2 separate regions of the Homo sapiens genome follow, and region 1 is linked to region 2. A link is a contact called in ENCODE Hi-C or POLR2A ChIA-PET data. All regions are on one chromosome and are shown on one strand. Each heading gives the region's core, a stretch centred on a gene start or an enhancer-like site at or near the end of the contact. The rest is flanking DNA. Distances are from core to core; before and after follow the strand shown. Region 1 overlaps RNLS (renalase, FAD dependent amine oxidase). Region 2 has its middle 250 kb from the start of PTEN.

Evidence for each region. A loop is a pair of places that touch in the nucleus more often than their neighbours do. ChIA-PET counts read pairs that join two places held with the same protein, here RNA polymerase II (POLR2A). Pooled maps may share reads with other maps.
Region 1: a map with no recorded cell type shows a loop between it and region 2 (2.3-fold over the local background). The contact joins two enhancer-like sites. A Hi-C loop is called at or near these places in 6 of 37 single-sample maps with no recorded cell type and 1 of 50 pooled maps. POLR2A ChIA-PET finds 5 or more read pairs at or near these places in 3 of 52 experiments (OCI-LY7, PC-9 and activated B cell).

What each region holds. Positions count from the first base shown.
Region 1 is chr10:88,330,782-88,334,704 of GRCh38, forward strand. The region is part of intron 5 of RNLS (renalase, FAD dependent amine oxidase); the gene reads right to left. The region is part of intron 1 of LOC101929727 (a long non-coding RNA gene); the gene reads left to right. Among named protein-coding and RNA genes, the nearest start is that of RNLS, 250 kb to the right of the region's middle. Within about 2 kb of position 1,755, at least 3 of the 41 ENCODE cell types and tissues checked have a DNase peak (open chromatin) inside an H3K27ac peak, as active enhancers do; they include OCI-LY7, where a contact is called at or near this core.
Region 2 is chr10:88,112,330-88,116,628 of GRCh38, forward strand. No RefSeq gene overlaps it. Among named protein-coding and RNA genes, the nearest start is that of PTEN, 250 kb to the left of the region's middle. RefSeq lists an enhancer at 2,186-2,525. Within about 2 kb of position 2,167, at least 7 of the 41 ENCODE cell types and tissues checked have a DNase peak (open chromatin) inside an H3K27ac peak, as active enhancers do; they include OCI-LY7, where a contact is called at or near this core.

The sequences.
Region 1 (3,923 bases), core at 505-3,004, 220 kb after region 2:
TAAAGGTAAAATACAATAATAATATTTAAAATTTTTTGTAAAGAAATTCAATGAGTAGAGACTTGCTTTGTCATATATTTAAATACATTATAAAGCTACAGTAATTAAAATAGGCTGGTACTATTTAATAATAATGATGAACCAGAATAGTTATCTCTGAAAAAAATCCTAAACCATATTAAGTATTATAACAGAAACTTAACAAAGCACTGGGGAACAAATGCATTTTAATATTGGCTAGAAAATTGGATATAAGGAAAAAATTAACTTAGGTATTCTTTTTCCACTTCTGAGACACATTTCTCACCCATTTCTAATTTTCTACTTCTGTAGCCATATGAAGAATGTACCTTCTTAGGTATACAGCATCTCTGCTCCTAGGTTTGCTCTCACAACTTTATATTAAAAGTTCAAACTCCCTGGGACACCCTTATTCACATGCAAACACATCAGAGACTTTTTCCATCTGAAAAATTAAATTTTTGGCAGTGTGTATCAAGGGTCAGAGGTTGCGTTCCCAAAGGCCAGCTCTAAATTATATCTCTGACAGGGAAATAGAGGACTAAAGAAATTTAAGGAGTGGAAGACTTTAATGTTAGAGACCAAGACCAAAAAGAAATGGGTGAAATATTTCTTCAATTATTGATTCAGTCAAATGAGCATCCTGGTGTCTGGCATTTGTTGCCATGAGACACAGTATTAAGGTCTTTCAAGAGTTTACATCTTACTGGGGGAAATGAAACACATGCAAAGTAATAACAGAATCATTATCCACTAAACGGTATACTATTGATGTGTGTGCAAATGAACGTTCTAAGTAAAGGGGAGGACTTAGTTCAGAAAACAGATTCACATGAGGAGAGAAGTTGGACAAGGAGCTGGGGGCCACACTGTTTTAGGGGTGGTGGTCTGCTCTCCTTTCTCATGGCGGTGGAGGTTGATGATACGTTTGCCCTTCTCCAGTCCATTTGGAACTGGCTGGCTCAACTGCCCTCTAGCCACGAGAGTTACTACAATTTAGCTCTTTTATATGGCTCCCAGGCTCAGCAGCACCTGTAATGAAGAGCAAGCCAATCATATCAGTAAGTCCAACAAAAAAAATCTAACTTTCCCTGGATGATAAAAGATAGCCAGGGAGAGAGAGGGGAGAAAGATGGGAAAGGGAGGCTGAGAGAGAAGTAAACATGCTCCTGATGTCTCTCTCTCCTCTTTCTTGCCTTGCTAGCAGAACCAAGCCAAAGGAGCACAAAGTACTCTCTGCCTTTTGGCATTCTACCTCCTTGGCTGCGTGTCTACTGCTGGTCCCAGGTCAAGAACTAGGCCTCACTATTCAGAGGGACCACCTGCAGATTTTACTTGCTTTTTAAAAATCTCAGATCTAGTTCTTATATATAGGTTACAGCAGCCAAAATTCAGCTATGATAACACTCCTCACCAAATATGTCCTGGGCAACTTTGTTACCTCCAACTTTATCTACGGCAGGGACTTTTGTAGTATTTATAATCATTCAACACAATTTTACAGTTTTAATTGAAGAGTAAAGTTCTGGAAGTAAATACTTCTGAAATGATGGCATGGGCCATGCGGAGAAAAGATGGTTTTACTCACAGTCCTTCCCTTTACATATTTCACTCTTATACTGTCATCTTTGAGGAAAAGTACTTGTTTTACTTTCTTCCATATTATGTCCCTGGAGGTAGGGGGCTATATTAATTGATAAAAGCAGTTGTTTACATATCTAGTTAAAACCGTTGAAGAGGTTTGAATTAACAGCCTCATTTGGGAGACTTAAGGATTATAAGATCTAAAGAAGTGATAGGAGAAGGTAATTGGCCTGGAAAAGATTCAGAAAGATAAATGAATGTGGAAATTGTATTCTTGTCAGCAGACACCAAAATTGCCTGACAAACCCTTACTTCCCTTTTTACAGGTTAACTATCTATTTTAAAAGGGGGAAATGATAGAGGTGAAATGACACCCTTCTAAATGTCAGGAAATATAATTCAAGTAAAAAAGTGTGTGGTTTTTTTCTCCTCTTCCTGCTGAGGGTTATACCTACCTCTTCCTAGGAAACTATGATGTACCATTTAAGATTTATAGAAAATTCTGGAGTAATGTTTTTACCCCTAAGAAACAAGATATGATTCATTTAGCATAAGCAACTCAGGTCTCTTTCTCCATCCTGATTGTACACTTTTGAGGAATATCAATTGAGCTTCAGATCTTGAGTCTGAAATTCTGTCTCCCTACTCCCTGCCTGTATGACTTTAGGCTGCTTGTTGTTTTGTAATTTCTTAAGTCAGTGCCTCCCACAGGAACCATGACATATTAATAGTTATTAGGCAAAACAACAACAAAATTCTTTGGACGAATATATTTTTGAAATGCCTGGCTTAAATAAAATTAAGTGGAACTTCTCGGTCCCTGATATGGTTATGTACAGTGTAAATCTTTAATGGAAAGATATTATTAAATTATTTTTGGTGTTTTAAAACTACTTTTATCTGAATTACAAAACTTTTTAAAAAGTTATTCAAACATGATGAAAGTGTATAAAGTGAAAAAATAAAAGTACTGCTTTGGTATCAGAACTGGCAGCCCCATTCTCCAGGGTAACTACTGTCAGTGGTTTCTTAATACCCTTCCTGAAATTTTCTACAAATGAGCCCGCATATTTACTTCCCGTTTAATAACGGAAACACAATCTTACCATAGCTATCATTTATATCTTGCTTTTGTTAAAGCAACATATCTTGGACAGATTTCTAGCAGTTCATGGGGACCTACCTAATTTAATAACATGAATTGCCATGGTTTACTAGTCTTTCAGAGCTGGGAATTTCATTTTTTTTCCAGTTTGTTGCTGTTAGAAACAATGCTGCAACAAACACATTTATTCTGTTATGGTCTGAAGGTTTGTGTCTCCCCAAAACTCGTATGTGAAATCTAATTTCCAATGTGTTCGTATTTAGAGGTGGGGCCGTTAGGAGGTGATTTGGTCATGAGGGCTACGACTTCTTGAATGGGACTAGTGACCTTACAAAAGAGGCTTGAGGGAACTTGTTTCCCCCTTCCACTGTGTGAGGATGCAGCAAGAAGTCGCCACCTCTGAAGGAGAGAGTGAACCCTCACCAGATGTCAAATCTACCAGTATCTTGATCTTGAATTTCCCAGTCTCCAGAGCTGTGAGCAATAAATTTATACTGCTTAGAAACTACCCTGTCTAAGGTATTTTGTTATAGGAGCACAAACTAATTGACTAAGACAATTCACATACCTTTGTTGAACTTCTGTGAGACTATCTCCAGGATAAATTCCTAGTAATAGAACTGCTGAGTCAAAGGGTAAGCATATTTAAAATTATTTCTGATATAGCTAAATGGCCCTTCAAAATCACAATCCCCCCAATAGTAAATGAGAGCTCTTATTTCTCCACATTCTTAACACTGGGTAATGTTTGCTAATCTGTTAGTTTAAAACATATCTTATTTTATTTTTAGTTTTCAGTTAGTTATGTATGAGTGTGGCATTTTTGCATACAAATCCAATTTGTAAACTCTTTCCCAAAGATCTGACTTTTTCTTGCCCCACTAGAAACAACAATGCCAACCTCAGGATTACTGTACAGATTCAATCCATGTAAAGTGAGAAGTTCAGGGTTTGGCACACAATAAGTGCTCATCAAATGCTATTTGAAAAACCAACCTATCAAGCCTGACTCACTTCATTTGAAAGGATTAGAGTTACTGAGGTTTTATTGTACCTCACTTCATCAATGGGAAATGCAGATTTCAGAAAACAATGTAGATGGGAGGAAAGTGCTCTCCACACTTACAGTATTTATCACATTGTATTTTCATTGTCTATTTGTCTGTCTCCCCTCTAGATTGAGGGGTACCTGAATTTATGGATATTGTCTTAT
Region 2 (4,299 bases), core at 917-3,416:
CAGCAGTGTAGGTGTGTTCCCTGTTCACCACATCCATGCCAACATCTATTATTTTTCTATTTTTTGATTATGGCCATTCTTATAGGAGAAAGGAGCCAAAGACTTTTAATTCTTGTCCCACGATCAGTGGTTCTCAAACATGGGGATAAGAATCCACCTGGGGAGCTTATCAAAATGCAATCCTGGCTGGGTGTGGTGGCTCACAACTGTAATCAAAGCACTTTGGGAGTCCGGGGCGGGTTGATCTCTTGAGCTCAGGAGTTCGAGACCAGTCTGGTCAACATGGTGAAACCCCATCTCTACTACAAATATAAAAAAATCAGTCAGGCGTGGTGGTGCATGTCTATAGTCCCAGCTACTTGGGAGGCTGAGGCATGAGAACTGCTTGAACCTGGGATGCGGAGGCTGCAGTGAGCCGAGATCACGTCACCACACTCCAGCCTGAGCGACAGAGTGAGATTCTGTCTCAAAACAAAAAAAAAAAGAAAAAAGAAAGAAAGAAAAGAAAAGAAACATGCAATTCTCTCTCCCAGATCTTTCTTCTGACTTAAGTAGGTAAGGGTGAAACCTTGAGATGTGCATTTTGGAGAGAATCCATGATCCCCCTACAGACGCCCACTTTAGGAAGCTCTGCTCTGGTTCCATGCCACCATGCAAGGTTGGCCTAACGCAGCGGCAGCAGGACTATCGTGAAGTCAGGTTTAGAATTAAATCCTGGCTTAGCAACTTGCAAACTGTGTGACAGTAGCCAAGTTACTTAGCCTCTCTGAGCTTCGTTTTCCTCATTTTCCATAAGGGGATAATAATATCCACACAAGTTGCCGTCCCAGATTTCATTTAACATAGGTCCCTTCACTGCCCTATCTCACTAGTTTGACTCATTTAGAGATTATAGGCATAATGTCAGGGAGAGGGGAGGGATTTGAGGGAAAAGAGAACTTCAAAAAAAATTTTTTTAAGCTTCTTAAATCCTACCTCATAGGAGGAAAAAAAGACAACAAAACACCATTATTAAGGGCTGACCATGTGCTAGGCCTTGTCAGTGCTAAGAAGAGTACTTTTCAGATCCAATGTAACTCAACGCTTCACTCACTTCACAGACTCTCCCCTGGGCCCTGTGGTTGGGCTTCCTGTTTCCACATCAAAATTTAGTTCAATGAGCATTTGTGAAGGGCCAGCCAGGCACCAGGCTCTATGGGAGGTCCTGAGTGGGTGAGAGGACACAAATGTGGATGACAGGTAGGCCTGGGCTCAGGGAGCTCTCCATCTACTGAGGGACACAGGTCTGGGTATAACTACAATATGGACCAAGTACTGTGGGAGCTCAGGGGAGGGAGAGACTAATTCCAACAGATGAAAAAGAAGGAAAAAATTCCATTGGGCAAGAGTTCTCATGACCAACATTTGATTGCAGGCTCCTTAAAGATGGGCTATTTTTTTTCCCTGTTGACTCTTCAGAGTGTCCTGAAAAGCCTTGGGCCCTGTGGCTCCTTGATGAGTTCATTAGACTCACTGACAAGTCCTGCAGACCTTTGCTTCTTGATGCCAGCTGTGTGCTGCTCTCTGAAGCTCCTTCTTTCACACCAAACAACAGTTTCCAGGGCTGGTGGGCGTTGGACAGTCTGGAGCGATTCTTGACTTGATTTACTAATACATACTATTGCAAGAAAACCTTTGTGAAAGTAGCCACCATCCTGTCTGCCTTTTTATTCTGAAGCTCCTCTTGCTCTCCCAGCCCCATGTTCTCATGCACACTGTCACAGTGAGTTGTTTAAGTGCTCAGATGTTATTACTTCCTGGGTAATCTACTTGGAGAGTTAAAGTTTGGCCTGTGGCCTGGGCTAGGCATTCCTTTTTCCTAGGATTGACTTTCTGGAAAGGAGGGTGATCCAGCCTGTTGGACTGAGCACAGCACTTTGAGAAAAGGGGAGCTTAGGAATGGAGCCCAGAGGAAGCCCCCTGGTTAGGAGGAGTTGTTTATTTTAGCTGTCAGGATGGCAAAGATGGTTTCTATTTGGCCTGCCCTGTTGTACTTACTGGCTGCTATTGGTTCATTTTGTTTGAAAAAAAAAAAAGGAAAGGAAAGTGGCTGATTGTTGAAGAAGCTTTCGTTCAATGGGAAAAAGTGCTTCTACCTTACAACAGGAAAAGCGTCAGCAATGGCAGGAGAAAGCAAAGTGGGCCATCTCTTCATGGAGCCATCTGGTGGCTCTTCGCTGTAAGCACCACTCCTGGAGTCTCCTGTGTGGGTGCAGAGCTCACTCCATGCATCTCTTCTCGGAGAAGTGGCCTCCTCCAGTGCAGGAAGGAAACTCCTCTCCGCCACGGTGCACCAGATGGCTGCCCACTTTGATTGGCTTCATCATGGCTTTCAGGGACCTGCAGGACCTGCCCCTGGGCTTTGTTCTCAGCCTCTACTCCAGATGCGCTTCTCCAGCTCCACCCCACCTGCCTGCCCCCTGCCCTCCTAGGGCCTTTGCATTTCCTCCCCTCTGCTCAGGATGCCTTTCTCCAACGTCTTCTTAAGGCTGATTCCTTCTCATTGCTTCTATTGCAACTCAGAGGAGCCTTCCTCAGAGAGGCCTTCCTTGACCACTCTTCCTAAAGCAGGCCCTGTCCCAAGTCACTGTTCGTGACAAGTGTCGGCTTTATTTTACTCATAGGATACTTAGTGGCATCTAAATCCTATTCATTCATGTTCTTCCCTCTTGTTTATTGCCTGTGTTAAATGCAAGAGAACAAAGCCTTATCTGATTATTTTATCTCTGTCTCCCTAACATCAAGAAAAGTACCTGGCTTGTACTGAATGTTCAGTAAATATATGCGAAAAAATGAATGAAACTAAAGACATAAAACATAGAAAGGGAGGTGCTTTAGAGCCCAGATATGTCTGTCTGAGGCTGTGCTGGACTCCTCCTCATTCCCTCTGTTTCTCCCTAGATAACAATCTATGGAAGGGGCTATTTCTCTGGCTAGCATCCATTTTTCTCTGGGATTCTATTCTGGTTGGCAGGAATTTGGTTCTTCCCACCATCAAACCCTCCCGGGTCTCTTTCTTGGTTCAGTTTTTCCTAATGTACATTCACACTCTTTAATAGCTTTAACAGTGACTGTTTATAGGGGGGAAGCTGTCTTCCAACTTTGAGGTGCTATGATTTTTAGACATTTCCAAATATTCTATATAAAACACAGAACCATCAAGAGAAATTCATACCTCATCTGATCACAATCTCCTGGTTAACTTCCTTCACTGTGGACAGCGCTTGGCCTGCATATCCACACTCCTTTGCAGCCAGCAGCTGCCTCTTCTCTTGATGCTGCCTTTTCGTTGCCTAGCCAGGAACCAAGGCTCTATCTGCCCAAGGCTCTATCTGCTCTATCTTTAGAGAAGAGCCCTCAGATTCCAGGGAGCAGCAGCTCATTTTTAGTGAGGTTTCCCCTGTACCTGGGCTGGTCAAATATTCTCCCTCGGCCTTTTCTTCAAGATTTTTTTTTCCACTCGTGTGTGTGTGTGTGTGCATTCACACACATGTGCATGGCCATTGCACCCCACATAGAGCCCCAGCCTCATCCAAATTGCTGGTTCTTCTCTTCATTATTCTCTCTTTTTCTCATCCTCATCCTTCCTGGATTCTTCCAACAAATTCCAAATTTCTTTCCCATTTGGTATTTAGAAAACATAAGCTTGAACCACCAACTCAATACACTGTGAGCATCTCACAATTTCTCCAAATTCCTTGGGGATTACTGTCTTGTAATCACTCCTGGCTTCTAACTCCTGCTTTTTAAATTTGTGGCTCTATGCTTTCTGTTGTTCTAATCCATGTTGACTCATACCTGAAATTGAGCCTCTTCCCTGAGTTCACCAACACAAACAAAAATCCCCACTTATTCATGAAAGTTTGCAGAGAAGATTTTAGAGTAGACTTAAGAGGAGGATGGAGACGGTCTTATTGCAACAGCACACAGCCACATATGAAAATAGTCATCCAAGTTCTGCCTTCCCATCCCTGAGATTTTTCACTGGCCATTGCACCCCACATAGAGCCTCAGCCTCATTCAAATTGCTGGTTCTTCTCTCCAGCCTTCTCTCTTTTTTCTCATCCTCATCCTTCCTGGGTTCTCCTGACAAATTCCAATTTTTCTTTTTAGTTATGCGGAGCAATTCAACTCTTCCCTGCCTTTCTTTCCACATCTTGCTCTGGGTCCATTTTGCATATCCAAACTCATCAAGGTACGCAGCAGATTCAAAGGGTTTCTTATTTATGAAGAGCTGCTCTCCATGGAAGGCAATTGTGG